Linked DNA regions of Homo sapiens: region 1 is linked to region 2. A link is an interaction called in ENCODE POLR2A ChIA-PET data of the cell type or tissue named here. Cell type or tissue: OCI-LY7. All regions are shown on one strand. Links, peaks and the distances in the headings refer to the core of each region. The heading gives the core; the rest is flanking DNA. Region 1 overlaps LINC00877 (long intergenic non-protein coding RNA 877). Region 2 has its middle 120 kb from the start of LINC00877.

Region 1 (15,736 bases), core at 3,300-11,299, 64 kb before region 2:
CAGCTTTGGCTGATTGTTGCCCTGTGGGTTTATGGACACAGCCTTCCCAGATCCTAGGTGTTGGGGGACATTCTAAGAAAGCAATGTCTTAAAATAATAATAACAGGTTTTATAAAGCATGTACTGTGTGCTAGACACTGTTCTAAGCACTTTACTTGTTTTACCTTACTTGCTTCTCACCATGACCTGGTGATGAAGTACTGTAATTTTCCCCATTTCACAGATGGGGAAACCAAGGCACAGGGAGATGAAATAACTTACCCGAGGTCTTTCGGCTGGCAAAATGACAGAGCTGGGATTTGAATCTAGGCAGTGTGGCTCCAATTCCACGTTCCTAACCACCATGCTCTATCTACTGCTGGCCAGAAAAGATCCTCCCACATGATCCAGTCTTCAAAGGCAGCAAAGGCACGTGCAAGCTTTCTTGTGCTTTGAATCTCTCTGACTTTCCTTCCGCTATCAGACAGGAAAAACTCTACTTTTAAAGGTTTCACCTAATTGGGTCAGGCCTACCTGAATAATTTTTGTAATTTAAGGTTGACTGACTTGCCACTTTAATCCCATCAGCAAAGTCCCTTCCCAGCAGTGTGTAGACTCATGTCTCATTAAATATCCAGGGGATGGGAATTTGTGGGTTGGGGGGTGGGGGGTTCAGATTTAGAATTCTGCATACCACAGCACTTAAAAACTTTTTAAAAACCTCATTTATGATAAACAAACACACCTGCAGGGCAGGGGTTTCTAACCTGTGGGCCAATTCTTTTGTTTATTTGATAAATCTTTACGTAGCACCCACTGGGTGACAGCATTGTGCTAGGTGCTGGGAACACAGCATTTTACATGGCAGACAAGTCCTCCACCCTGATCTTCCAGATAGCTTATGGCTAAGGCAATCATGATCCCTGGGCTCCATTCCTGATTCTCTGGTTGAGTATTTATTTGTCTTCAGTTACATGCCCCACAAACCCTGTTTGTTTTTTCCTCCACCTTGAATATTCATAACCACGAATTGCTCCGATTTCCTAATCAGTCTCCCATGTGAGGTACATTTAAACAGGGACCACATCTAACACCTCTGTTCTGATGTCTTGGCCAAAGCAAATAAAATTACGAATGAACAGGAGGCTGCTAAATTCCCAGTGCCAGGAGACAGCTGCTATCGACAGGGCAACCTGAAGTCCCTGATCCAGGACACCAGATGTGGACTGGCACTGGGAGGGCAGGAAGAGCTTTGGTGATTTCCCGAATGCCAATTTTTGTGAGTCCTGTGGTTTGAGATTTCAGGCATCCTCCTCTCACTCACAGTAGCTTTCTAAAAGGAGGGCATTTCCACCTCCATTTGGGGCTTAAAATTCCGGAGAGCTTGAGATGTTACCTGCTGCTAAAATATGATTATGCACAACCAAATGGCCTGATCCAATATGCACAGCCTTATGGTCTAATATTCTCATTAATTCAATTTCATTAGTATTTCCTGAGCCCCTTGCATTAGATGCTTTAGGAATTTAAGTGGTTTCCTCACCTCTTACCAGCCCTCTTCTCAGCACACAGTTCACCTACACATAGCATCCTATATGGCCCAGAAATGGATCTGTATATTTTAAAAATATATCTATTTGCCAATACCCAGCAAAGTGTGACATCCCAGGAGAAATAGAATAATGCAGATGTGGTTTAAGTAGTGACCCCCTTGGCTGGAATTAATCTCTCCCTTCTCCATGCTCCTCTTAACACTGACTCCCAAATGCTGGGATTAGCATGGGGATAAAACCTGACCCTGAGGTGTAGTTGCACTTGACTGAGAATTACCTCCCTTCTCTTGATACCTGGGAAAATGTTGCCAGGCTTCTGTAGAGTTCTCTCCTGCAACTCCAGCAGGTCCAGAGATCACGGGCAGGCCACCAGGGTTTTATCTGCATAAATGTTTAATGGACCTATTGGGATAGTCAGTGACAAATGTTGAGTGGGACCCACAGAACTAAAACTATTTTTTAAAAAAGGAGTTGGGGGTTATAGCCCACCCCTCCACCCTCAAGATGGGGCCCTGGATATTAATAATAATGAGAGCTAATATTTACTGGGAACTCACTCTGTGCATGCACGTGCTTGGCATGGGCTTATATCATCTCGTTTAATCCTCATCAGAACCCTAAGAGGTAGATTCTATTATTACCAGCACCTTAAAGATGAAGAAACCAGGGCACCTAGGACTTGCACATCTGTCCAGGGTAATGCAGGCAGCAAGGTGGGAGAGAACCCAGTTGCACGCCAGCCAGTCAGAGGGCATCAGTTCATACCAGCTGGCAGAGATCATCCAGGGAGAACAGGATGAAGCGACGTCCAGCACCTTTCCCAGACCAGCCTGCCAGTGTAACAAGAGAGGGAGGAAGATCTTTGAGACTGAAAAAAACAAGCATATTTTATTTTTTTAATTTCAATGTTAGCATTGAGGGGCTGGCTGGGAACAGGCAGAGAAATGAGTTCTGGGCCTCTCCCAAGAGAGAGTGCTTACGGTTTTACTTAGTTTTAATTTTCTCTCCTGATGAAAAATTTGCCATGGTTAGAGAGGCACCAAATAAACAGAACTGTGACCGATGTTTTGCAATTTCCTTAGCGGATTCCACATATTTTTTAGAGTTCCATCAATATTTCAACAGTTGCAACCTGGTTCCCCCTCTGGGAAGCTGTGGTGGAGTCACGGTCCCCTGACATCCTGCTTCCCTCACACAGCAGAGGCTGGGCTTGTGTCTAGGGTCCTGAGATTTGAGAAATGTTGTTGGGAAGAGGGGCAGGCAGTATTGGGGCCCTGCCATAAGCTCTCAGCTCTCAGCTGCACCCACGAAAGCAGGTACTGCACACTGCTGGGTCTCTCTGCTTCTGGGCATTTTCCTTGGCCTCTGAGCCCCCAAAAAATACAGATGGGTGGCCCAACACCCCGTCCATGCCCCCAGGTAGGATAACTTGAAGGCACCTTCCACACTATGTCCCAGAGCTCTTCAGAATGAGCTCAACTGACCATAAGAACTTGCCTGACAGTGCCCCTCCTGGCCTGTTTCCCTTCCCCATCTCAACATCCTCACTCCCCCATTTGCCCTTCTTCCCAAATAAACCACTTGCACTCAAATCTTCACCTCGGGGTCTGATTGTGGGGAGACTGAACCTAGGAGCAGTCAGAGGGGTTCCAAGCCAGAGAGGGCTGCCAGGGAAATTCAGATTAACAGCAAGGATCAGGCTGGGCATGGTGGCTCATGCCTGTAATCCCAGCACTTTGGGAGTCCAAGGAGGGTGGATCACTTGAAGTCAGGAGTTCAAGACCAGCCTGGCCAACATGGTGAAACGCCATCTCTACTGAAAATACAGAAATTAGCCAGATGTGGTGGCACATGCCTGTAATCCCAGCTACTCAGGAGGCTGAGGCAGGAGAATCGCTTGAACCCGGGAGGCAGAGGTTGCAGTGAGCCGAGATCGTGCTACTACACTCTAGCCTAGGAGACAGAGCGAGACTCCATCTCAAAAAAACAAAACAACAACAACAAAAAACCCAGAAAGGATCGGAAACCTGGCAAACGGTCGTGTCAATAACGCCAGAAAAAGAAGATTCAGAAAGACTCACCCAAAAACACCAACCTGGAGGAGCCCTGATTCAGAGGGCCAGGTGTTTGCTACGACTAACACATCTCTGCTCTTGCGTCATCATAAGCTTGAGGGCGCCTTCCAGAGACATGAGTGGTCAACACTTCCAGGAAGCAGGGGCTGGCTGGGGTTGAGGTATCCCGCCTTCCTTGGGTCATTGCTGGTGTGTGTGTGTATGTGCAGTGGCGGAGACTGACCTAGAACACAAGAAGAACTCCAAGGACAAGGCTAAGCCTCTTCCAGACTGGGCACACATGGAGAAATGGAAAAAGGCAGGCGATTAGCACATCCTGGCAGCAGAGACAGACGTGGGCTTTGAGAAGAGTTGCTGGCAGGATTCTCCCACTCAATCGCACTTGGCACAGCAGACGCAAGGACCCCGTCTTACTATTCCTTTCCTTCTGAGCCAGAATCAACGCCATGAGTAGGGGCTTTTTTCCCTTCATTCCACAGGTTCAGGTTCAGCACCCCCATTTCTGCAACTCGATTCACTCTCAATTCACTCTTTTTCTGCTTTTCTAGTTAAATTCACTCAATTCACTCTTTTTCTGCTTTTCTAGTTAAAGATCCAGCTGGGGAAGGCCCTTGGTACCCAAGCCTTCAAGCACAAATATTGGTGGAGGCTCACTAAGTGGCAGACTGTGCTGAGTGCTTTAAATGCATGATCACATTAAATTCTATGTATTTGTTTGTTTATTCATTCATTCATTTAAGAGATATGGTCTCTCTCTGTTGCCCAGGCTGGAGTGCAGTGGCACAATCATGTCTCACTGTAGCCTCGACTTCCTGGGCTCAAGAGATCCTCCCACCTCAGGCTCTGGAGTAGCTAGGACTACAGGCATGTCCCACCACCCCCAGCTAATTACGTATTTATTATTATTTTTATTTTGTAAAGACATGGTCTCACTAAAGTGCCCAGGCTGGTTTCAAACTCCTGGCCTCAAGCGATCCTCCCACCTTGGCCCCCCAGTGCCCTGGAATTACAGGCATAAGCCACCACGCCTGACCTAAATTCTCTTCAAAATCCTACTTTGCTCTACTTCACAGTGAGAAAACTGAAGCACAGGAAGGTTGAATTATAGGCCTGAAGTCACACAGTCAGTGTAGCCCATCTGGAATTGGACTTTCAGATTAGTTGCCTCTGAACCTTGAGCTCTTAACCACTCTGTTAATTTGTTTCCTGGGTGTGTTTTGTGTTTGTGTGTGTGTGTGTTTTTGTTTTTGTTTTGTTGTTGCTGTTGTTGTTGTAGATATTACTATCTGAGGTAGGTAATGATCCTAAATAGACCTTGGATTTTTAAACCGCTTTACGGTTTACAAAGCCCTTACATCTCCATTATTATATAATATAACCCTCACCATAACTCATTGAGCCCTATAGGGCAAGAATTATTAAAACATAGTGCTTAGCACAGTACGTAAACAGTACCCACGAGTAACAGTAGCATCTTTCACCTTTTACAAATGAGGAAACTGAGTCTCTGTTTAAGTGACTTGCCAGAGACCCCCAGCAAGTGAAGAGCCGTATCTTGTGAACATGTTCTCTCCTGCTTTGGCAACCGCATCCTCTCTAGTTGTCCACACTCTCTTGGGTAATGCTGGATGGCACAATAGCTAGGACCACCTTCACTCTGATACTCAGAATCTCTACTGTGACTTCAGGGTAGTGGGCATCTGCTAATCTCACCTTTGTAGCCGGCATTTATGTTAAGAGGCTCTTGCTGAAGGCTTCTGTCCTACCTTGGCTAGACTACATTTCTCATTCCCCTATACTTGACTAGGGATGTGCTATCGTTTTTCTGGTTGATAATCTACTAACATTTCTTAGAGTCGATGTTCTAAGAGACACAGTTTAAAAAACACACCTAGTACAATCCTACTTTTAAAAACATATATATATTTAAAAATATATATTATATTTATATTTTAAAATATATATTATATTTATATTTAAATATAAAATAAGTTATGTTGTTATATATAATTATTATATAATATAGCTTATATATAATAATAATATATATTATATGTAACTATATATTATAGTTATATATAATATAACTATATATTATAGTTATATTATATATAACTATATTATAGTTATATTATATATAACTATATTATAGTTATATTATAATATAACTATATAGTTATATTAAATATAACTATATATTATAGTTATATTATATTATAGTTATATATAACTATATATTATAGTTATATTATATTATAGTTATATTATATATAACTATATATTATAGTTATATTATATATAACTATATATTATAGTTATATTATATATAACTATATATTATAGTTATATTATATATAACTATATATTATAGTTATATTATATATAACTATTATATATAGTTATATATTATATATAACTATTATATTTAGTTATATTATATATAACTATTATATTTAGTTATATTATATATAACTATTATATTTAGTTATATTATATATAACTATTATATTTAGTTATATTATATATAACTATTATATTTAGTTATATTATATATAACTATTATATTTAGTTATATTATATATAACTATTATATTTGGTTATATTATATATAACTATTATATTTGGTTATATTATATATAACTATTATATTTGGTTATATTATATATAACTATTATATTTGGTTATATTATATATAACTATAATATATAGTTATATTATATATAACTATAATATATAGTTATATAATATATAACTATATATAGCTATATTATATAATAATTATTATATAATATAAATTATTATATGTAATTATATATTACTGTTATATATAATAATGTTCTCTTCCCATTGGCTAGGCACATGTCTCTGCATGTGCCTAGCCAATGGGAAGAGAGCAGGTGGTCTGCCCCCTGGACCCTCCCCTCTAGTTTGTCCACATTCTCTTCCCCCAACTCCCTGCATGTAGCTCACCCTGGGGCTCTTTCTCTTTCTACACCCAGTGGCAAGCACGGAACGTTCCACCAGCATGTCCCTGCATCCTCTCTCTTCTTTAGAGCCTGCTGGGTGATTTTCTCTGGAATGCACAGAGCTTTCAAAAAAGTGTTTATTCCCTACTTTAAGCCCAGCACGGAAATCAGAAACAGGATGTCAAAAAGTACAAAGAGCTTAGGTTGCAATTCTGCTGGAATGCAAACCCAGGAAACTTCCTTTCTTTCTGGAGAAGTCATAATGGGATGGCTGGAAATTAACTTGGACTTTTCTGGGGCATGGGAAAGAGGAGACAGAAGCACACATATGGCTCATTGGGACCGCTCTGCCAGGAAAGCTGCTGCTGTGCTGAATGATGACATGTGGACTTGGGCCATTCCTGTGGTATTGGGCCACAAATTCTGGGAGGCCACAGATATGAGGAGGAAAGAGAGGAGGTTTGGCGATTTTATGGTCCACATTTCCCATGTTTAAGATGAATAGGTCCAATCACACTGGGACAGTGGTTCTCACCTACGGGTAATTTTGTCCCCCACTCGTGATGTTTTTAGTTGTCATAACTAGGGGGCAAGGAGAAGGCTACTGGCACCTAACGGGTAGAGGCCAGGATGCTGCGCCACATCCTACAATCCCTGAGACATACTACCCAGGCAAATGCCAGTCATGCCAAGGTTGAGATCACCTACTCTCAGACATCTTGAACTTTCCTACTGAATTAACCCTATCAGCAGAGAGCAGTGGGAAGAGAAAACATACACTTTCAGTGTTTTGAGGTTGTAAAGATGATATTACTTCAAGGTGTTTTATCTGAAAACCTCAAAATATCACATTATACCCCAATCCACAACTCATTCATTTGTTCATTCATTCATTTAACTAATAGTTACTGAGCATCTATTATGTGCAATGCCTGTACTGGGCTCTTCTTTTGCTTTGCTATAGTAAGTCCCCCTTATTATTCAGGTGTTGGTGGAAACATCACACCCTCAGAGAACCTTCTCTGGGACCATCCCATCCACAGCAGCCACTACTGACTTGTCACTATCAGTCTCTTGAGCAATTTCAGCTTAGTACTTGCACAATTCATGATTTTTTTAGTTAACTATCTGTCTCCTTTATGGTCTGCAGTTTCTATGAAGAGAGAGGCCAGGCTTGTCTATTTTTAGACACAGTCCCCAGCTCTGGGCTAAGTCCTTTTAAATGCATGATCTTTCCATGATCCCCATTTTATAGGTAAGAAAACTGAGGCACAGTTTATTCATTTATTTGCCAAATGAATGGATAAATAGCACCCCCCGCCCCCGCCTCAGAAGATGTGCTGTATTCATGCTGTACCTTATCTGTAGCTTATATACTGGCCAGTTTCATGTTCCTGGGGGTCATGACCTAATTTGAGAGGTTTGGGGAAATGAGCAGTCTACTTGGGACCTAACGCAGGCCTGCAACTTCCTCCTGAGGCAAGCTGTTTGATCTTGGGTAAGTCAAATCCTCATTCTGAGCCTCATGCACTTGTGTGCCAAAAATACACATATTTTCTAAAAGGTAGGATTGTACTAGGTCTGTTTTTTAAACTATGTCCCTTAGAACATTGATTCTAAGAACTGTTACTAGATTTTCAAGCAGAAAAATAATGACACGTCCCTGGTCAAGTACTTGTGGGAAATGTTTTAAATAATGATAGATTTTCTTTAATGCAGGACTTGTCAGAGCCTTCATATGCTACCACACAATGTGAATGCCCAGGAGGAAACATGTCTTTTTCATTGTTTTCCAAACATATCTGCTCAAGGAAATTCATTTATGTGAAGCACATTGAAGGATCTGAATTGCACGCATACCTTGGGCAATGCTACGTGGCACAATAGCTAGTACCGCCTTCACTCTGATACTCAGAATCTCTACTGTGACTTCAGGGTAGTGGGTATCTGCTATTCTCAGCTCTGCATCTGCCATTTGTGTTAAGAGACTCTTGCTGAAGTCTCCTCTTCTGCCTGGGCTCAACCACATTTCTCATCCCCCTATCCCTGGGAGAGAGACATGTGCCTAGCCAATGGGAGAAGAGCAGGTGGCCTGCCCCCTGGAACCTCCCCTCTAGGTTGTCCACATTCTCCTCTCCCAACTCTCAGCAAGATGCTAGGATCCAGTGAGGCATTCCAAAGCCCTGGGAACAGTGAGTCACAGATGGAAAGAATCTAGACCTCTGAAAGCTGCCCTACCCCCTGATTGGACTGAGACGGGAGCGAGAAGTAAGCCCGCTCTTGCATGAAGCTGCTGAGATCCAGGACTCATTCATGATGGCAGTTAGCCCAGGCTGACCACTGGGGCTTATTCAAGGAAAACAGAGTCCCACTCAGCCCCTACCACAACCCTGTTAAACATGAATGGGAGGATGAATAGGTGACTTCTTTTTTTTTTCCTCACCTCATGTCTCAGACCACAAGGCCACTGCTCACATGAACAGGTGCCTTCCATTTCCCAGTGTCGGTAACCAGAGGCAATGAAAGACACCTGAGGAAGACATAACACTGTCCCCAAGGCAGCAGAGCCTTTAATAATGATAACTGATGCTCACAGAGCCACTCTCCTACCTTTCTTCAAAAAGAAAAGGTATCAAAAGAGAAGGAAGAAAAAAATCCCAGTAATCTGTGCCCTGTGGTCAAGCACTGTCCAAGCTTTGGATGGCCATTGTCAGTTTCCCTGGGATGGAGTCTCTCTTGATACTTGTCAAGACACTGGCACATCCCACCTGCCAGTAGTTAAGATGCTGACAGCTCTTGCTGACCAGGTGTGGGAGCAGTGAACTGTGCAGGACCAGGTCTCTACTAGCCACCTGGTATTGGGTTGCTGTGTACCTGGGGCTGCTGGGCACTGCTGAGATCATGGAGCATCCCTGCTTGGGGCCAGCAACCTCTGTGCCCAGCCACAGGGAGAGGCAAGTCCTTGCTGCCTCTCCCAGCAGCCTGCATGTCTTGGATTTGGCACTGAGGACACTTCGGGAGGAGGAGGCAGACCAGGACAGGCTGAGTTCAGCTCCATCTGTCTCCGGCTTCTGTTTGGCATCTTGGCTGTGCTGTAGGAGCCCTCTGCAGTTCCGTGCCTCTCTCAGCAGCTGCTCAATAGGAGACAGGAAAATTGCTCTCCCTTCAGTGTACTAGTCTAGTTAGGAGGCATCCCCAGGAATCCATAGGAGGGAAGGAGTCCAGGATGGCCAAGACCAAAAGACAAAAACACACCTAAGCCCAGCCAAACCTGGCAGGCATTTGAATTTCCAAACTGAGTCTTGTCTTTCTTTCTTTTCCACTCAGCATGGCTGCTCCAAGCTGAGATATTAGCCCAGATAAACTCAACATGAAAATCATAATCCGGCAAGTCATGGCCATTCTTGTCAATTCTCTTAAAGGTTAATCTGCTTTTCTCCTTATTAATGAAGGGCCTCGGAAATGCAGCCGGGCCTCTCCCGTGTTTTGGTAGATTTGGGCTAATAGGTTATTTTATTTCCATGGTAACAGCTTCCAGTGTTACAGGAAGATAATTTTCCAGACAAAAGATTTGTGGGTCTTATTATTCTGCAGGGATCTGACTGTGAAGGCTGGGAAAGTGGGTTCACAGGCTACCCAGGATTGCAAGTTCCACCCATTCTGGGGCACCTGTTTGCCTCTGGCTTCTGGGTCTTGAAGCTTGTTAGGTGCCATGTATTGTAGGAAATTGGCAGGAACTGAATAGGAAACTGGCAGGGACTGAATAAAGACATCCTTTGAAAGACAATACCCTAAATTCATTCTCATATCAGGCAATGAGGTTGGAATGAGAAGTGGCTTGTATTATAGAAATCGCTGGCACAACAGGGGTCTCTGCCCTATGGGGTGAGCTGGGAGCTGTCCTTATAGTGAGGGGCACCCTACAAGGTGCCTCTAAGCAGAGCCATCACCCCCTACACCTCTCAGTCTCAGGGTAGACTGGCAGCATTCTCGCCTCCCAGGCATTCAGCACCCAGTTCAGCAACTGCCAGGTACCAGGCTAGTCAGAGGAAGACAAAAGATGAACAAATTGGCATGCCCCCTCCTCTAAAGGAGCTTAGAGTTTACTGGTGTGTTAGGGGATGGGTGGGTTAAAATAAAATAGGGGAAAGAAAACAGGCAATGGCCATACTTTGTGATATGTGTTACAATTGGAACATCCTGGGTCCAGGGAGCATAGGGAGGTCAGGAAAGACACACAGAGAAAGAGCTCTTTGAGGGAGACTTTGAGAGCAGTGTAGAAGCAAAAGCTTTTCAAGCATTGACTAAATGATTTGTATGAACAAAGCACTACTCTAGGTCCTGGGGATCCAAACATAGATAAAGCCAGACAGAGTCTCTATATACACCATGGGAGGGTAAAGAGACAATAATCAATACTGCAATTTAAGGTTGCAACTGAGAGTAGTGCCCCCCACAAGGGGGAAGTTCTTAATGCAAAGAGATGCAATGAGATGGAAACTGACCAAGACAGGACTCTCCCATATGGTTGGGCAGGCTGTACACTGCACAACTCTAGGGGGAGCCAGTCACATCATAGACATTATAAATTTGAATATTTATTATGACAGTTTTCTGGAATGTGGCATCCCAAATGTCTTAAGAAAGGGGTGCCATTCCTTAAATTGAACAAAATTAATTCTATGGCCTAGTGGAGCTCCTGCCAGGAAGAAAAGGAAAGTCTTCCCCCCGTAAGGGACAAGCTCTAGGATCTGAAGAGTGGGTAGGAGCTCAGAGGGTAAAGAGACAGAAAAAAGGATGTCCTGGATGCAGGGAACAGCAGGTGCTTGTTGAGGTCATTGTATCCCAGAGACTGAAAAGCAGCCAGGGAGGTTGCAGCAAGTAGAATGGGGAGCACGGTGCTGGGGAGTTGCAGCAAGTAGAATGGGGAGCACAGTGAGGCTGGAGAAGGCAGCAGGAGGTAAATCGCACAGGGCTAGGTCAGCATTTCACCTCCCTACTTAGAGTTTCCAGTGGCACAGGACACCTGGGGGCCCTGGACCTCCGGACAGGAATAAGTGGGTAAATTAGATGCAGCCGTGAGAAGGAGCCTTTGGTTAGTTATGGAAACGAGGCAAAATTGGTGGCCCATAGACTAATGATTATGAGAGTCTGGTCTGTGGATCACCCACATCAGAAGCCCCTGGGATGCCTGTTGCAAATGCAGCCTCCTGAGTCCCCCACAAGACCTACCACAGTTGACTCTCTGGGGCAAGGGCAGGAATCTGCTTTTACCATATGAAGCCATGTAATGTTTTTGCAACCCAAGTTTCAGAATGCCTGGGTTATGCTAGTGTCTGTTCAGCTACATTCTGATCCTTATTCTGCCCTTCCTAGCTATGAAATTTTAGGCAAGTTCAAGGCTTTCCTTGGATTTATTTCTTTATTGATCTGATGAGTTCCATAACATCTGCGCCCCCCCACCCATTTTTTTTTTTTTTTTGAGACTAGGTCTTGCACTGTTGCCCAGGCTGGAGTGGATCTCAGCTCACTGCAGCTTCATCTTCCTGGGCTCTAGTGATCCTCCCACTTCAGCCTCTGGAGTAGCTGGGACTACAGGCGTGTGCCACCATGCCCCGCTAATTTTTGTTTTTGTTTGTAGAGATGGGCTTTTGCCATATCGCCCAGCCTGTGACATTTCTTACAAGAGGATGATTTGTGGTGTTTGTTTTGAGAAGGAGTCTTGTTCTGTCATCCAGGCTGGAGTGCAGTGGGGCAATCTCGGCTCACTGCAACCTCCACCTCCTGGGTTCAAGTGATTCTCCTGCCTCAGCCTCCTGAGTAGCTGGGATTATAGTCATGTGTCACAATGCCAGGCTAATTATTTTGTATTTTTAGTAGAGACAGGATTTTGCATGTTGGCAAGGCTGGCCTCGAACTCCTGACCTCAAGTGATCTGCCCGCCTCAGCCTCCCAAAGTGCTGGGATTACAGGCCAGAGCCACCGCACCCAGCCTAATGATTTGTTCATTATTGCCCAATGTTCCTTGAGGAATGATTCTGTCAAGGAGGCAAAGAAGTTTCATCTTATGTGTCACATCTACTTCCTTACGAGTGGCTGCTAAAAGTATATACAGCAGTCCCCTGCTTATCCTCTGTTTCACTTACCTGCAGTCAACTAGTCTGAAAATATTCAATGGAAAATTCCAGAAATAAACAATTCATGAGTTTTCAATTGTACGCCGTTCTGAGTAATGTGATGAAATATCATGCTGCTCCTCCCCACCCTGTCCCACCTGGGACCTGAATCCTCCCTTTGTCCAGAGTATCCACACTGTATACACTACTCGCCCACTAGTCATTTAGGAGCATCTCAGTTATCAGGCCAACTGTCATGGCATCACAGTGCTTATGTTCAAGGAGCCCTTACTTTACTCAATAATGGCCCCAAAGGGCAGGAGTAGTGATGCTGGTGATTCAGATTGCCAAAGAGAAGCCATAAAGTGCTTCCTTTAAGTGAAATGGTGAAAGTTCTCAATTTGTGGAAAGAAAAAAAAAATCCTATGCTGAGGTTGCTAAGATCTATGGTAAGAATGGATTTTCTATCCATAAAATTGTGAAGAAGGGAAAGGAAAGTAGTGCAAACTGTATACAGGCTTCCATACATTCCACAGTTCCAGGCATCCACTGGGGGTCTGGGAACATATTTCTAGTGCATATGGGGTACTACCGCATTGATTGACTAAAGATGGCTGTCACAAGCATTGAAAGGGAGGTGGTGAAACATCAAGTCTCCAGCTACACATATCTTATATGAGAAGTCAGCCATCAGAGCAGCCTTCCAGACCACCTGAAGTAGCACAGTGCACCTCCCTCCCTAACGCATCTCCATGTCATTTCCATCACAGCCTTTATTACAATCTGTAGCCCTCTTGTTTATTTAGTTGCTCACTTGTTTCTTTCTCTAGTCTTTTTCCCCTTGCTGACTATAAGCTCCATGAAGACAGGGCTGTGTCTCTTTGATTCACCACTGTCTCCCTCACGCTATGCACAAAGTAGGTGTGCATTAAGCAAGTATTCAATGTATGAATAAAGGCATCAGGGCTTGCCATCCCTGAACTCAACGCCTGGCACCATGCAAAGCACAGAAGACACAGGGCCACTTGACAAAGACCAACATCCAATTAGGGAGATAAGACCTATCCAGAAGGAGGAATCAAACTCAAGCCAAATGAAAGAAGCAAAAACACAGAAACAGAAAAGGAAGGAAGGAAGGAAGGAAGGAGGGAGGGAGGGAGGGAGGGAAAGAGAATCAATCCCTTCAACCAGAATTCTGTAAAGATACAATGAAGTGATCAATGTCAACTTGCTATGATTGATTGAAATGTTATCATTCAACCAACTGTGTTACCAATTAACACAAATTTTGCCATCTTGTGTTACCACTGGGGGAAATTGGGGAAACATGGATCTCTCTGTATTGCTTCTTACAATTTGAGGTGAAACTAAGTATCTCAAAATTTAAAAGCTTTTTAGAAAAGAAAAAATTCCACAATTTCCAATGTACTTGAAAGTTGGAAGCTGAACCAAAGGGCACTTCAGCCCCACAGATTCCACTCCTTGTCTCAACCCTTCCCCCACCACAATGTGACCAAATTGTTTACAGTCCATTCTCCCAGAGGCTCCTGGCATCTCTTGTAAACCACAATCTGTTAGACTGTAGCTTCAGCAAAGATTTCTGGAAGACATCACTGAAATTCTGAGTGTCCAATGTGGGCATGAAGCCAGTTTTCTAGCTTCCAGCCTGTCCAAATCTGAGGCTATTACAGTATTCAAATGGCAGCCTGTGAACTCACATTTCAAGGAGACTGTTCCTCTTGCATCCTGGACTTCCACCATGGAAGGTTCACGTCCTTGAGTCTAATGACTTGGTCCTCACCAGGCTTCCTTGCTGGAACATAAGCACCACGAGGACAGAAATACTGGTGGGTTCCCTGCTGTTGCCCCTCGCCCACAGTGCCTATCACATCAGTGTCCCCATAGTGGCCATTTGCAGTTCCTACCTGTTCAACATCCATTTGTTGTTCTGCTGATAAAAGCATTCTTGTTTTTCCTTTGGGGAGCCACCCCTCCCGCGTTGCAGACAGTCTGAGGGGCAGGGGGAGTTTAATTCAAAGTGCCCTCGTTTCTGCCCTGGCCAAGGGGAAGCAGGAGACCCGAGGCAATCAGAATTGGTAAATGCCAAGCACTAGATTTTTGCTAAAAATATATTAAAAGACACGTTCTCTCTTTCCCCTACAGTTATTGTTCTGATAGAATATCAGCGGGGAGCTACTGAGGACCTCCTCACTACCCTCCCTTGGAAGAGTTTGTCTGCAATGGAGCCAACACAGTGGAAAGCAGAGCTGAGAAATGGACAAACAACTCCTGATGCCTCATTTGAGCACCTGGATTTAGCCATGTCTGAAGCTATTATATCCTTGAACTTTTGAATCATGTAGGTTACCATAATTCCTTTTTTGTTAAAGCTAATTTGAGTTGGGTTTCTATCACTTGCAATCAACAATTGACCAGGTGCTTAGTACATAATGAATGAGTGAATGAACAAATTCAATTCTGTAAGTATTTATCATCTCCTTACACGGCAGGCACTGTTTTAAGTCCCAAAGAAAGAGGCAGAGGAGCGACAGAGATGACTTCCTCCCTTGAAAACGAAGCATGTGGCCTGACAACCTAAAATTGGGGTCAATCCATCCAATTATGGTGACTGCTTAGAAATATCCCTTTTCCTCCCAACGTTTTCCTTTCCTTCTCCCATAAACATAATAATGTCTCCTGCCAGTACTAAGGCATGGCCCATGGACCCACTAACACCTATGCTCACGTTAGCTCTTGAGGCCGAGTGGCTTGGTTCTATCTGGTTATCAGATGCAAACTTCATCACAGCAGGGATTTGGGCTAGACATTAGAGGAATAGTGTGGTACCAGATGGTGTTTCTGAAGAAGGTTGTCCTATTTTTGCAGTTTAAGGATTTGATAATAAATCTGCCTGGCAGCCCTCAGATGTGATTTGGCCTTGAAATCGTCTCTGTTAATCCTTGATGCTGTGTGTATCTGTCAAGGTCCAACCAGAAAAAACAGAACCTGCTCTAAGTATCTGAACAAAGGGAAATTTAATGTAAGGA
Region 2 (15,736 bases), core at 2,952-10,951:
CCTTAAGACCGTAGCTGTCACTTCCTATCTTAAGACCCAAGCAGCTGGGTGATGGAAGGTTTTTCATCCATAGCTAAGACAACTGAAGGACCTGAGGTTCTAACTTCTGAGATATTCTCAGTGGTAAAACATTAGCACCTCTCACGTGGCAATAAACTTTACTGTTGTGCAAAGCCAGCCCAGTGTGCTGGGCAGATATGATTCCCCTAAGGAATCAGAGGAAAGGCCTAAGGCCCAGATTTTGTTCTGTTTGTACCCTCCTGGGTGGTGGCACAAGGGAGAGAATCTGAGGTCTTTCAGTCAAAACATCAGGGGTCGACTAGGCATGGTGGCTCACACCTGTAATTCCAGCACTTTGGGAGGCTGAGGTGGGAGGATCACCTTAGGTCGAGAGTTTGAGATCAGTCTGGACAACATGGTAAAACCCTGTCTCTACTAAAAATACAAAAACTAGCCAGGTGTGGTGGTGCACACCTGTAAACTCAGCTACGTGGGAGGCTGAGGCAGGAGAATTACTTGAACCAGGGAGGCAGATGTTGCAGTAAGCTGAGATAGCACCACTGCACTCCAGCCTGGGTGACAGAGTGAAACCCTGTCTCAAAAAAAAAAAAAAAAAAAAAAAGTGAGGGGTCATCAGGTGCAGCTGCCTTCACTTTGTACCATCAGGCCCATTCTATCTTTGATACATGATACCACGCAGTTCTACCTTCAGGAGACAGTCTTTGTTATTTCTCTACTTCTCTGTGCATGCGTGTGTGTGTGTGTGTGTGTGTGTGTGTGTGTGTGTGTGTGTGTGTTTTCTCCATAAGAATATGTAAGTTCTTCCAGAATAAGGAACCCTACCTCCCACCGAGTCTATCTTCCACCCCACCCGCCCCCGAGCAGCAGACTCTGAGACAGGAGTTTCAGTACACACTGTTGATTTGGAAAGTGATCCCACTAGGGGAGTTGGGAAATGAGACAGGGAAGAGAAGGAAGCCAATTTTGTGTGTTGCTGAGTGGGTTTTCACTGCAGACAACTGGGAACCTTCAGAAGACTGTGCAGAACCTACCAGGGTTAAGGCCCGCAAGGGGCAAGGAAGCTGATGCTTACCCTCCAATGCTCATTCATCATCAGCTGGGGCTGCTCTTGGGAGTATCAACTCCTGAGCACTTGCAGCCCAACATGTGTGCAGAGGAGAAAACCCTCAGGCAGAGATCACAGAGGACTTCGTAGGCGTGTAAGGAAGTCAGGGCCAACAGGATATGGGGGAAGCACAAGGCTTATGATTGTGGGCTTTGCAGTTAGAAAGTCCTGGATCCGAATTTTGGTTCAGCCAGTTGTGAGATTCTGGCAAGTTCCTTTTCTCTCTGAAGCTCATTTGCCTCCTTTGTAAATTAGAGATAATAATAGTCTACCTCACAAGGTTTTGATTCAAAATGAAACACTTACATGAAACGTTCGGTACATGCCTGGTGTGTGGGAAGCACCTGTGACCGTAACTGCCTTGTGCCATTTTAAGATTAGCACAGGACCAGCGCTGATAGCTATTGCTTGAATTGACTTTGAAATCTCAGTGAATGCTGGCACACTGCATTATGTTGTGTACACATTTTCATATCATGATTTTGACAGATTTGCACATGCTTTTGTTCTTTCTTTTTTTTTTTTTTTTTTTTTGGTAGCTCATTGTGGTTTTAACTTGAGTCTCCCTAATAACTAATGATGTCAAAACTGTTCTCATGTGCTTATTTGCCACATGTATTTTTTTTTTTTTTTTTTTGAGACAGAACCTTGCTCTGTTGCTTAGGCTGGAGTGCAGTAGCACCATCTCGGCTCACCGTAACCTCTGCATCCCGGGTTCAAGCAGTTCTTGTCTCAGCCTCCCAAGTAGCTGGGATTATAGGCACCCACCACCAGGCCCAGCTAATTTTTGTATTTTTAGTAGAGATGGGGTTTCACCATGTTGGCCAGGCTGGTCTTGAACTCCTGACAAGTGATCCACCCACCTCGGCCTCCCAAAGTGCTGAGATTACAGGCGTGAGCCACCGCGCCCACTGCCACCTGCTTTTGATACATCCTGGAACGTAAAGTATCTATTGGGTGTCAGATTGTAACTATGCGCCTGGGTGCACAGCCCCTTGCCTTTCTGGGTTTTGGTCCACAGAAAGCTAAGATATAAAGAGGGGAGGTATTCAGCTATTCAGAGGGGTTGAGAGACCAAGGAGAAGAAACGAGAGGGAGATGGTAGAGGAGACCCTCCCTTGAGGCTGCCCATCATTGTAGACAGATGGTTACTAAGGAGGAAGAGCCTGCATCATCTGGCGGCTGCTACAGGTGTGTCTGGCAGCTAAAAGTCAGACAGCTCAGGAAAAGGACTGTACCTTCCCATACTTCTAAATGTCAAGAGCAAGAGAGGGGCTCCCTGTGAAAGCCTTCTTAAAACAGAGCTAGCCTCAAGCATGATCCGGATATTAATCCTAACTTAATCTTGCATCACGTAAGGATTCTACTGAGCATAAAGGTCTTCAAACATAATATTCTTTGAATCCCAGTCTCCTCTGGGCATCACAGTGCTAGTTGTCTCAGCCTAGATTCTCTAGAAAACAGAGCTGGAGGCAAATGATTATACACTAATATTTTATTGGGAAGTGCAGTCCCAGGGATGATAGAGTGAGGGGAAACAGGAATGAGGTCAGGAATGAATGACAGCAAATATAAGAAGGTGCATGCCAAGTTGGCATGGAAAGCGATCGATTGCTCCAATTTGTCACTGTCCTCCGACAGGTTGTACACACATCTTAGGACAGTGTGCGCTCATTGGGAGGACAGTATCAGAGTTTATCCTTTCCAATAAGTTCTCCCAATTTATCATTTGACCAGCTTCTGTCCCTCACTGATCAAAGTGTTAACCACCCTGCTCACTTCCAGGTCACACATGTTGGGGTCTAGGCCACCTGGTGTCTCAGCAGCAACAGAGATGCCTTAGGGCAGGAGAGAAGAAGAGAGTCCTCAGCATAGGAGGCAAAGTCAGGCATGGGGCAAGAGCTGTTGGGTCGTGCTCAAGCAGGTGGTGTCAAAAACTCTCTCCTTGACCAAACTCTAGCCAGGCTCCTTTGAGCTCTTCGTCAACAAGGCCCCATCTTTGGGCATGTCCTCAAGAGCTCTTTCTCTTTTTTGAGACAGGGTCTTTCTCTGTCACCCAGGCTGGAGTGCAGTGGTGTGAACTTGGCTCACTGCAACCTCTGCCTCCTGGGTTTAAGCGATTCTCCTGCCTCAACCTCCTCAGTAGCTGATTACAGGCAATGCGCCACCATGCCCAGCTAATTTTTTGTATTTTTTTAGTAGAGACGGGGTTTCGCTGTGTTGGCCAGGCTGGTTTCAAACTATGGACCTCAAGTGATCTACCCACCTCAGCCTCCAAAGGTGCCGGTAATACAGGAATTACAAAGTGCCATGGCTGGCCAAGAGCCCAATTTTATCGAGAATCCTACTGTGTTTCTCCGGCCCATTTATTGAGTGACCCAAAAGGCTACCAGTTTTGAGTGAGGTCCAGAACAGGAGAAGGTTCTGCAATAGGTCCAGGCAGCTGTGCAAGCTGCTCTGCCATTTGGGCCATATGACCCAGCAGATCCAATGGTGCTTGAGGTGTCAGTGGCAGGTAGGGATGCCGTTTGTAGCCTTTGGCAGGCCTCCATAGGTGAATTGCAATGGAGGCTTCTAGGATTTTGGATCTAAGCCCTGTCATCTTCTGCAGATAACTACTCTCCTTTTGAGAGACAGCTCTTGGCCTATTACTGGGCTTTGGTAGAAACTGAACATTTGACTATGAGTCATCAAGTCACCATGCAACCTGAACTGCCTATCACGAACTGGGTGCTTTCTGACACATCTAGCCATAAAGTGAGTCACGCACAGCAGCATTCCATCATCAGATGAAAGTGGCATATACGTGATCAGGCTTGAGCAGGTCCTGAAGGCACAAGTAAGTTACATTAGGAAGTGGCTCAAATGCCCATGGTCTCCACTCCTGCCACCCTGCCTTCTCACCCCCAGCCTGCCCTGATGGCCTCGTGGGGAGTTCCCTCTGATCAGCTGACAGAGGAAGAGAAGACTAGGGCCTGGTTCACAGATGGTTCTGCATAATATGCAGGCACCACCCGAAAGTGGACAGCTGTAGCACTACAGCCCCTTTCTAGGACATCCCTGAAGGACGGCAGTGAAGGGAAATCTTCCGAGTGGGCAGAACTTCGAGCAGTGCACCTGGTTGTGCACTTTGCATGGAAGGAGAAATGGTCTGATGTGTGATTATATACTGATTTCATGGGCTGTATAGCCAATGGTTTGGCTGGATGGTCAGGGACTTGGAAGAAGCATGATTGGAAAATTTGTGACAAAGAAATCTGGGGAAGAGGTATGGACCTCTCTGAGTGGTCAAAAACTGTGAAGACATTTGTATCTCGTGTGAGTGCTCACCAACAGATGACCTCAGCAGAGAAGGATTTTAATAATCAAGTGGATAGTATGACCCGTTCTGTGGACACCACTCAGCCTCTTTTCCCAGCCACCCCTGTTATCACTCAATGGGCCCATGAACAAAGTGGCCATGGTGGTAGGGATGGGCTCAGCAACATGGACTTCCACTCATCAAGGCTGACCTGGCTACAGCCACTGCTGAGTGCCCAATTTGCCAGCAGTAGAGACCAACACTGAGCCCTCGATATGGCACCATTCCTCGGGGTGATCAGCCAGCTACCTGGTGGCAGATTGATTATATTGGACCTCTTCAAATCACGTAAAGTGCAGAGGTTTGTCCTCACTGGAATAGACACTTACTCTGTTATGGGTTTGCCTATCCTGCATGCAATGCTTCTGCCAAGACTACCATCTGTGGACTCGTGGAATGCCTTATCCACCATCATGGTAATTCCACACAGCATTGCCTCTGACCAAGGCACTCACTTTACAGGGAAGAAGTGCAGCAGTGGGATCATGCTCATGGAATTCATTGGTCTTACCATGTTCCCCATCATCCTGAAGTAGCTGGATTGACAGACTGGTGGAATGGCTTTTTGGAGTTACAATTACAACACCAACTAGGTGACAATACGTTGCAGGGCTGAAGCAAAGTTCTCCAGAAGGCCATGTATGCTCTGAATCAACGTCCAATATATGGCACTGTTTCTCCCATAGCCAGGATTCACTGGTCCAGGAATCAAGGGGTGGAAGTGGAAGTGGCACCACTCACCATCACCCCTAGTGATCCACTAGAAAAATTTTTGCTTCCTGTTTCCACGACATTATGTTCTATTGGCCTAGAGGTCTTAGTTCCAAAGGGAGGAATGCTACCACAAGGCGACACAACAACAATCCCATTAAACTGGAAGTTAAGAGTGCCACCTGGACACTTTGGGCTCCTCCTACCTTTAAGTCAACAGGCTAAGAAGGGAGTTACAATGTTGGCTGGGGTGATCGACCCAGACTATCAAGATGAAATCAGTCTACTACTCCACAACGGAGGTAAGGAAGAGTATGCATGGAATACAGGAGATCCATTAGGGCATCTCTTAGTATCACCATGCCCTGTGACTAAGGTCAATGGGAAGCTACAACAGCCCAATCCAGGCAGGACTACAAATAACCCAGACCTTTCAGGAATGAAGGTTTGGGTCACTCCGTCAGGAAAAAAACCACGATCTTCTGGGGTGCTTGCTGAAGGAAAAGGGAATACAGAATGGGTAGTAAAAGAAGGTAGTCATCAATACCAGCTACGACCACGTGACCAGCTGCAGAAACAAGGACTGTAATTGTCATGCGTATTTCCTCCTTCTTTTGTTAAAAACATGTTTGTGCATGTGTACACTTGTACTAAGAAAATATCTTCATTTTATTTCTTTTCTCCTTTATCATGTGACAAGATTTATTGACTTCACATCAGCATTTAACTATTTGGGTTGGGGATTGGTGAGTTTCCGCTTGTATTATGTTAGGCGTAATTATGACCTTATTATTGTCTTTATTTGAAGATTATGTATGATCTCAGGATAGGTGTGTGGGTTCAAGTTGACAAGTGGTGGACTTGGGATGGTTAATACTGAGTGTCAACTTGATTGGATTGAAGGATACAAAGTATTAATCCTGAATGTGTCTGTAAGGGTGTTGCCAAAGGAGATTAACATTTGAGTCAATGGGCTGGGAAAGGCAGACCTACCCTAAATCTGGGTGGGCACAATCTAATCAGCTGCCAGCTCAACTAGAATAAAAAGCAGGCAGGAAAATATGAAAGGAGAGACTGGCCGGCCGGGCGCGGTGGCTCACGCCTGTAATCCCAACACTTTGGGAGGCCAAGTGGGGTGGATCACGAGGTCAGGAGATCCAGACCATGGTGAAACCCCGTCTCTACTAGAAATACAAAAAATTTGCCAGGCGCGGTGGCAGACGCCTGTAGTCCCAGTTACTCAGGAGGCTGAGGCAGGAGAATGGTGTGAACCCGGGAGGCAGAGCTTGCAGTGAGCTGAGATCGTGCCACTGCACTCCAGCCTGGGCAAAAGAGCGAGACTCCATCTCAAAAAAAAAAAAAACAAAAGAAAAGAAAAGAGAGACTGGCCTAGCCTTCCAGCCTACATCTTTCTCCTGTGCTGGATGCTTCCTGCCCTTGAACATCAGACTCCAAGTTCTTCAGTTTTGGAACTTGGACTGGCTCTCCTTGCTCCTCAGCCTGCAGATGACCTGTTTTGGGACCTTGTGATTGTGTGAGTTAATACTGAATAAACTTCCCTTTATATATATATATATATATATATATATATATATATATATATATATATACACACACACACACACACACACACACATACATATATTTTATATATACAAAGGGGGCATATATATATATATATATATATATATATATATATATATATATATTCCATTAGTTCTGTCCCTCTAGAGAACACTGACTAATACACCTACAAAGTCAATTTGGCCAGAATTCCTCACTCTCCATATCCAATCACCCTCCTCATCTGGCACCATATCAGATGATGTCTGATCACTCTGGCCTGCCTTCAGCAAGAATCCCATTATGTCAGTTTAATGAAGAATTACCTTACCCTCAGAGATTTTCCACCCACCAACTTCTCGCTGGCTATAAATCCCCACCCTTCCTTGTTGCATTTTCAGAGCTGAGAAAGAAAAGGAACTTTTTATCTGAGGAATGCCAGTCCATTAAAAAACCCGGCCCAGAGAGGCATTGAAATGTGACAGAAGGCTCAGATCACCTGCCCTCCTTGAGCTAAGTAATCTGCCTGCTACCTGGACTCTAGACTGAGTGTCCTCACCAAGAAGCTATAAATTAACCTAACAATGCCTCACACTGGACACCATGACCCACACCCTACAGTTCAACAATATAGTGTCAATTACTCATCAATGTTATTTCTGCAAACCAGTGAGAATTCCTGAGGAACAACCTTTGTAATCTCTCCCTCTTTGAATTCGCCCTTTTTTCTTTAAAAACACTAGCCTCTCCTTTATTCTCCAGAGCATTTCCCAGCATTTTCCAGACTGTAGTCCTCAAACTTGTCCCAGATAAACTCAACTGTATTAATTTTACCTCCGTTTCTTTCTTTAGGTAGACAGGGTTGAACCCAATCTCTCTCCCCTACTGCAAAACCCCATCGTAGCAGTCACCTGAATAAGGTGTTCCTTCTCGCCTTTCATGAGTGTCGGAATAGTTTATCTTTAACAGTGATCAGACCACACAGTGGTGAGTCCAATATGCAGGAGAGGTGCCTGATACACTAGTTTGAGACTTATTTCCATAGGAAATACTGGACTCTGAGTAATAATTAAAGCCTTTTTTTTTCCAAGCATTTACTTTGCAACCAGACACTTTTCTAGGCTCTTTATCCTATTAGCTGATTTAGTACCATTTTCAGAAAAGGAAACCCAGGCACCAAGAGTTGAAGTTATCTAACGCAAGATCACTCAGTGAGTAACTGCTGGAGCCTGAATCTCAACCCTGGTAGACCAGCTTCACAGCCTGTTGTCTAACCCATTACACTTAATAGACACAGAACAACATAACAGCATACAGGACACCCTGGTCCAGTCCCCTACCAGCCACAGGATCCAGGGCAAGGACGGCAATCTCTGTGCCCTGGGTTCATTCATCTGTACAATGCAAATGAGCATACATCGGAATTTTACAAGCACAAACATTTTGAAACAAGTCACAGAATATGCTAGCTTCGGTGCCTGACTCTGAATAAACACACACTCTATTTTATGTGTTGTTCTTGTTATCATTATTACCAATCTCTTTTAAGTGTTTTCTTTTACCTGAAATGGTGCTCACTGAATTGAATGCAACTTCTTGGCACAAAGAATCACAATGAGCTCTTTCAAGTTTCAATTTTCGTCACCTTTGCCTCCCGAGCAGCACACACATATAGAAAGTGCTGTAAGGATTAGCCACAGAGCATGCAGTGACTCCGTCTCCTTCCTGTGAAATCCAAATTGAGTGAGCTGAGATGCCCCAGGGATAGAAGAGAGATGTTTGGATAATTGCTGATCATTCACAGGCATAAAATAAACCTTTGAAGGAGACCTCATCCTTATACTAGATTATCATAATGCTTTAACGAAATCTTTGACTTTAAAAATGTCTTGTAAATTTGGTTTGAATGCTTGTATTAGGTTTAATATCATCTTATTTTTCTGTTTTATGAATCATGTCAGTTTTTCTCTGGAGCTTGAAAGAACTGCTATCCATTAACGGAACAAAAAGTTGTTAAGCAGGTCGGTCATCCTGTCACATCATAGGGAGATGCTTACCCTACCTGGGGTTTGTTTCACGTGCTTATTTGGGTATGGGACAAGGACAGATTAATCCCACAGCTGACCCTCAGCCCTGCCCCCTCTTGAAACCCTCCTGAGGCTATCTCCAGAATGTTCCTTATCAGAATACACATCACTCTCCTCTGTCCATGGTAGCTGATTTCTGCATAGCCACACATCAATAGTTCATTGATTGACTGAGTGTAAAAGGAAAGGTTCCACAAAAGTAAATTTTTCGGCTAAATGGAGCTTATCCTTGTAAGCAACACATTTAAAATTTTTAATTATATTTGAAAGAAATGTTGCTAGGAGGTATGTGCCCAAGTCAGAAATAATTTGGTTATGAGTGACAAAAAACCTACTCAGACTAGCATAGGTAAAATGGGGTTTATGGAGCAGACAGAGGGGTGTCTCATGGAATCCAAGAACAAAAAGTGACCAAGGCTTCTAAGAAGCAGGAAAATCATCACACACTCGCTGGTCCAACAGTACTCTTGGGGACTGCACTGTCACCCTGGCTGGAGTGCAGTGGCACAATCACAGCTCATTGCAGCCTTGACCTCTCAGGCTCAAGTGTTCCTCCCAACTCAGCCTCCCAAGTACCTGTGTGTGCCACCATGCCAGCTAATTTTTGTATATTTTGCAGACACAGGGTTTTGCCATGTTGCCCAGGCTGGTCTCAAACACCTGGGCTCAAGCGATCCTTCCGCCACAGCCTCCCAAAGTGCTAGATTACAGGCAAGAGCCACCACACCCAGCCCTCATTTTCCCCTTTTTAAGAACTCTATGAGTTAGATTCCATCAACTTCCATATTCCAGGTATAGGAACAGGAGCTCAGAAAGGTTGTTATGTCCCTAGGTCACACAGCTGGTAGCAGGTGCTAGAGCTGGGAGTCAAACCTAAGCCTCCCAAAGTGCTGGGATTACAGGCATAAGCCACTGCACCTGGTCTCTGATTCTTTTTTTTTTTTTTTTTAAGATGGAGTCTCTGTCACCCAGGCTGGAGTACACTGGCAAAATCTTGGCTCACTGCAACCTCCGCCTCCTGGGTTCAAGTGATTCTCCTGCCTCAGCCTCCCGAGTAGCTGGAATTACAGGAGCCCACCACCACACCCAGCTAATTTTTGTATTTTTAGTAGAGACAGGGTTTAAACATGTTGGCCAGGCTGGTCTTGAACTCCTGACCTCAAGTGATCCAACCTCCTTGGCCTCCCAAAGTGCTGGGATTACAGGCGTGAGCCACCGCACCTAGCCCAGCCTCTGATTCTTGATTAACAAACCATAATAGTCACAATTCAGAGTCCTAATCAGTCATCTGTGAGGCAGGAAGCGGTGTTTGGGCACCAGCTCTGGCTCAGACCAACACTGCAAAATTAAACATTTGTGAGTGGTTCTTAGGCAAGGATGAGGGAAGTTCTATCTCAAGGGAGTATTAGGAAATAGATGAGGGCATTGTTGATTGTCACAGTGACTTGGAGGAGGGCCACTACTGACATTTAGTACATAGGAGCCAGGGGCACTTAATGTCCTCCACTGTATGCAACAGCCCCACAAATGAATTGTTCTCACCTCACATCCCTCCCTCACTCAACCCACCAATGCCAATAGTGTTCATACTAAGAAACACAGAATCCCAGGGAGCTTCATTTCACTTTCCCAAAGGAGTAGCCTTAGCTCTTTGGGCCACTACAGTTTTTAAACTCTGTGGCGTAACCATGACTGTGTGATATCTTGGTACACAGAGGCCCTCTGGTCGTGATTTGTGCTGCTAGGCAAACATTCTGATCATCCCCATTCTGGACACACGGAAGGGTAGGAGCAATGTGTCCAGCAATGGGCAATGAGCTGTGAGCCAGAGAGCACGCCCCTTCTGCAATGAACAATGAATTGTCAATGAACAATCCACAAAGGTGCTCTTTTTTCCTGGCCACAGCTGGAGACGTTGTAACAATGGCTGCTCCATGAGTATGGGTCCTAGAGGGAAGACAGTGATAATTCAGAGTAGAACCTCCTGCCTCTCAATGATGAACATGTGTATAGGTGAAAAATAAACCTTCATTATGTTAAGTCACTGAGATGTCGGGGACTGTTTGTTACTGCAGCAAACCCAGCCAGTCCTGACAAATACAGGCTCTCAGAATTGCTATGTGCCAGGAACTCTTAAGTACTTAACAGTGTTAACTCATTTAATTCTTACAACTTTATGAAGTAGATGCTACTATCATCCTTCCTCACTGTATAGATGAGAAAACTGAGGAACAGAGAGGTTAAGTTGCTCATTGAAGTGACAGTAAGTGATGGTGCTGGTATTTAAACCCAGGCAGTCTGGCTTCAGAGCCATATCTTAACTACAATGCTGTACTGCCTCTTGAGTTTTATGTAGCAGGTGCTTCCACGCTAAATGACTTTAAACTACTGTGCTTCAGTTATCTAATTTCTGCTTTCCATGTAGTTAACAATTTTGATTCTTTATTCGTGTTGGTTGTCACTTTTTGCCATTGTCATCATACCTGCTGCTAGCAATAACTCCTTCTTTTTTCTCTTCTAATATGCTGTTTCTAATCCATTATGGACTAGGAAACCAGACAATTAAGCTTGTTATGCACGTTATAATTGTGACTAATTGAGCCCGGCCACCTTGATAGTCAACATCGCTCTATCCCACCTCCACCCACCTTGCTCACACTTTTGTAATTGTGTGATTGGTGGCTCTTGTATCTTCCCTCTAGAGAGCATGCTCTTTTGAGGAAAGGTAATGAGCTCAATTCACCTTCGTGTCTCTCTGTCCCCTTCCCCCAGCACCCAGCACAATGCTTTCCATGTGTTAGGTGACTAATAAATATCTGCTAAGACTATTAAGTAATTAAGTTCTGAGTAATGGCCCAAGAGCTTGCCTATAAGTTAATTAGATGGGCTTTGCTGCTAGCCTGTGGGACATCCGTTTTAGCTGTCTAGGTGCCTCTGGGATTTTCTCAGTTGTGTCTTGGATACTTAAGATTATAGGACAAAGAGATCAATTAATTCCTTCATTTAGTCTCTCGGTAGGTGTTTATTGAGTTTCTACTGTAATATTAAAAATACTAGCAACTTATATGTCCTGGATATTTACCATGGGCAAGTAATATTTGAAGCACTTTATAAGTGTTAATTTATGTTACACTCACAACAATCCGATGAGGTAGGGACTGTTGTCATCATCCCAAAGGCTGAAGAAACTGAGTCACAGAAAGCAAGTTTCCCAAGGCCTCATGGCTACTGAGAAGTGGAGTTAGACTAGTCAGGTGCTGGACCTATAGGAGGACAAGACAGAGAAGACGTTTACCCTCAGGGGGTTGACATTTTTGTGGGAAGGCCAGATATGAAACAAATAAGCATATAAATCTACTAACTGATTGTAGGTTGTGATAAGTGTTCTGAAAAGAATCAGCAGTGTGCTATAATAGAAAATAAAGCAAGGGACATAGGAGCATGGTCCCACAGGGCGTCTAGGAGTGGGTGCATTAGCTTATCTATTGTTGGATAACAAACTACCCCAAAAATGTAGTGCTTAAAATAATAGACCTTTACTATCTCCCAGTTTCTGTGGGTCAGGGATTTTTGAGAGGCTCATCTGCGTAGTCCCAGCTTGGGGTTTCCCACTAGATTGTAGTCAAGATGTTGCCTGGCTGGAGCTGCAGTCATCCAAAGGCTCGACTGGGGCTAGTGGATCTGTTTCCAAGGTGATTCATTATATCAAACAGGGTTCTCTCAGACAAGCAGAACCAGTAGCAACGATATAGATCACAGAGTTGGGGGGATGGTTATAAGTCTCTTTCCAGGTATAAAGCTCTCCCTACATCTGATGCTAGACCTTGAAATCCACAGAGCAAGCAATCAGGAAGGAAAGGCCACAAGCAAATGGAAACCCCACCAGCACAAGCTAGAGCTCCACAAGGATAGACTGAAACTCATGTTCTTTGTGGTGAGGGCATCCTACAGAGGTTGGGCATTTGTTCCAGATCTGAACACACACACCTGGCCCAGCTCCTGCATCACATCAACAAGGTGAGTCAGCAGGTGAGTAACAATGTATTTGCAATACAAAATTGCTGTTGCCCCCAGTACCACTACCCCCTACTCCAAGTCACTGAGACTCTCCCTCATGGCCAACCCTAACTGGAAACATACAAATAAGGGGATTCTGTAGTTCAGCCTAGTTAAGCTGACACACTGCAAACCCATCACATCATGACACTCACTCCAGTGGCTCTTAAAGGCCTCAGTTCCTCCTCGGCTGTTGGCAAGAGGCCCAGTCCCTCACCACGTTGGCCCTCATTAGGGCTGCTTGACTGTCCTCATGACACGACAGTGACAGCTGGCTGCTCCCGGAGTGAATGGCCCAGAAAGAGAATGAGGAGAAGACGGCAATGCCTTTCATAGCCTAGTCTTGGAAGTCGCCTATTGTCACTTCTCCAGTATTCTATTCATTACAAGTGGGTCATTGAGTTCAGAACACATGCAAGGGGAGGACAATTAGGCTCCACCTTTTGAAGAGAGCAGGGTCAAAGATTTACGGGTGTATTTTAAAACCAGGAGACAGTATTTAAGCTATGGGGAAGGCAGCAATTTGAAGAGCCAGAGAAGAGTGTTTTGGGGCAGAGGTGACATCAGGAGACCCTGAAGAGTTTGATGTGTGTCTTTTGCTGTGTGTTTGTTTGCTGTCCTCTTAAGGTCAGCGTGGCTAGAGCCTCATGGGCCAGCCCCTGGGGAAAGCTGCCTAACGTGAGGCTGGGCCTCCTCAATTGTGAGGAGCAATTTGTGTTTTATTCCAAGTGCAACAAGACACCATCATGAGGTCACAAGAAGAGGGACACAGTCTGGTTTGCGTTTTTGAGGTATTGCTGTGGCTGCTTTATGGGGAGTGGATTGGAGGAGGATAGAGTAGATGCAGGGAGCCCAGAAGGGGCATCAAAACACCATGCCTCTTCTTGTTCAAGCTCTATTGTTTATTTGGTCAATTCTTGTAAGCTTTCTGAACCCCTTTCGTCAACTGTCAAATGAGGTGACTACTCCTTGCACACCTCCCTGAACCACTGCAGGACTCACAAAGAGAATGTATGTGGAGACACACTGCAAAATGCAAAATGTTCTGCAATGCAGCCGGAGAACTTTTGCCTGACTTGCTCTGGGTTAATACCACTTCCAGAGTTAGGTAGTTTAACTCCAAAAGAGCGCAATCATCAGGAGAAGCCTATTTTTAGCTTCAGTGTATCTATTAGTACAATTGCTACTCAACACTTCAACAGAGTTGATACCCACCTAAGTATTTAAATGACCAAGAACCATCACATCGCTGGGGGCAATGCTGTGAGATCACTGTAACATCCCAGCAATCATTCATGACAACTCATACCACCTGGCCATGTGGCATTGCCTGGCTTAAGTTAGTGTCCTGGAGGCAGAGCCTAAGATGGGGACTTTTGAGCAGGTGGTCTATGGAGGTGGCGCTTCAGGGTAACCTGCAGCAGAGTGAGGGAAGCAGGATCAGGCAGGAGAGCGAGCAGGCAGATGGTGGTTTCAGGAGGGAACTGGCCTGAGTATGATCCTCTGGGGAGCTCTGGAGCATGAAGCATGAATTGCAGAGGTTATCCTGCCCGGAGGCAAGAAGGCTTGGCTGGTATACAACATCCTCTTGGCATGATTGGAATAATCTCTTGTAGTTTAACACATCACCGCAAGAACTAATGACTTAAAACAACAGTCATCTTCTTGTACACAGATGTTCATAGCAGTATTATTCACAACAGCCGGAAGGTGAAAGCAATGCAGGTGTCCATTGCCAGGTGAAAGGATAATCAAAATGTGGTATATACATACTATGGAATATTATTTAGCCTTAAAAAGGAAGAAAATTCTGACATGCTACAACATGGATGAACTTGGAAGGCATTATGCTAAGTCAAGTAAGCCAGTCACAAGAAGGCAAATATGGTATGAGTCTACTTATATGAGCTGCGTAGAGTGGTCAAATTCATGGAGATGAAAAGTAGAATGATGCTTGACTGGAGGGAGGTGGGAATGGGGAGTTGTTTAATGGCTATGAAATCTCAGTTTTACAAGATGAAAAAGCTGATTGGTTATACAACAATGTGAATATATTAACACTATCTACTTGACTGTACACTTTAAAATGGTTACAATGATAAATTCCCCATTATGTGGGATTTTTTTATTTTGTTTTTGTTTTGGAGACAGGGTCTTGTTCTATCACCCAGGCTGGAGTGTAGTGGCAGAATCATGGCTCACTATAGCCTTGAACTCCTGAGCTGAAGTAATTCTCCTGTCTCAGCCTCCCAAGTAGCTGGGACTACAGGCACACACCACCACGCCTGGCTAATGTTTTTTTTTTGTTTTGTTTGTTTTGTTTTGTTTTTTTTTCTTGTAGAGACAGGGATCTCGCTATGTTGCTCAGGCAGGTCTCGAACTCCTGGGCTCAAGAGATCTGCCTACCTTGGCCTCCCAAAGTGCTAGGATTACAGATGTGAACCACTTTGCCCAGCCTTGTTATGTGTATTTTACCACAATTAAAATAAAAAGTAAAATTTTAAACAACAGTAATCATTTATTATCTGTCACTGTCTCTGTGGGTCACAAATTTGAGGGTGGCTCAGCTGGGCTGCGCCAGGCTGTTCTCACTCAGGGTCTTTCATGAGGGTACAGGCAGATGGCAGTTAGGGCTTAGCTGTCTTGAAAGTTTCTTCACACATGTGTCTTGTAGCTGGGCTGAGAAGACTCAAACAGCTGGGGCTCCTTAGGGGTCTCTATCTCTACCTCAGTGTGGTGGCTTCCCGGTCATTGAGCTTCTTACATCACGGCTCAGACTCCAAGGCACATGTCCTGAGGGACAGACAGAGACAGAGAGGCAGGCCGAAGCCG

What was found. Peaks named below come from ENCODE experiments on the same cell type or tissue, not always from the same donor. Only the 100,000 strongest peaks of a DNase experiment are listed, where the experiment ranks them.
Region 1: POLR2A ChIA-PET joins it to region 2 with 22 read pairs; 4 of 35 experiments call an interaction of 5 or more read pairs at or near these places.

Annotation. Positions count from the first base shown.
Region 1 is chr3:72,035,637-72,051,372 of GRCh38, reverse strand. It overlaps LINC00877 (long intergenic non-protein coding RNA 877), which reads left to right. Exons shown (of 7, transcript NR_104116.1): 7 at 14,853-15,736. Among named protein-coding and RNA genes, the nearest start is that of LINC00877, 57 kb to the left of the region's middle. RefSeq lists an enhancer at 3,321-3,821. In OCI-LY7, for the core only: a CTCF peak has its summit at 11,149; a DNase peak (open chromatin) is centred at 8,042.
Region 2 is chr3:71,970,924-71,986,659 of GRCh38, reverse strand. No RefSeq gene overlaps it. Among named protein-coding and RNA genes, the nearest start is that of LINC00877, 120 kb to the left of the region's middle. RefSeq lists enhancers at 3,659-4,008, 4,249-4,338, 3,378-4,577, 7,208-7,882 and a silencer at 12,395-12,577. In OCI-LY7, for the core only: no CTCF peak of the experiment used is centred there; a DNase peak (open chromatin) is centred at 10,169; H3K4me3 peaks cover 512 bases; H3K27ac peaks cover 355 bases.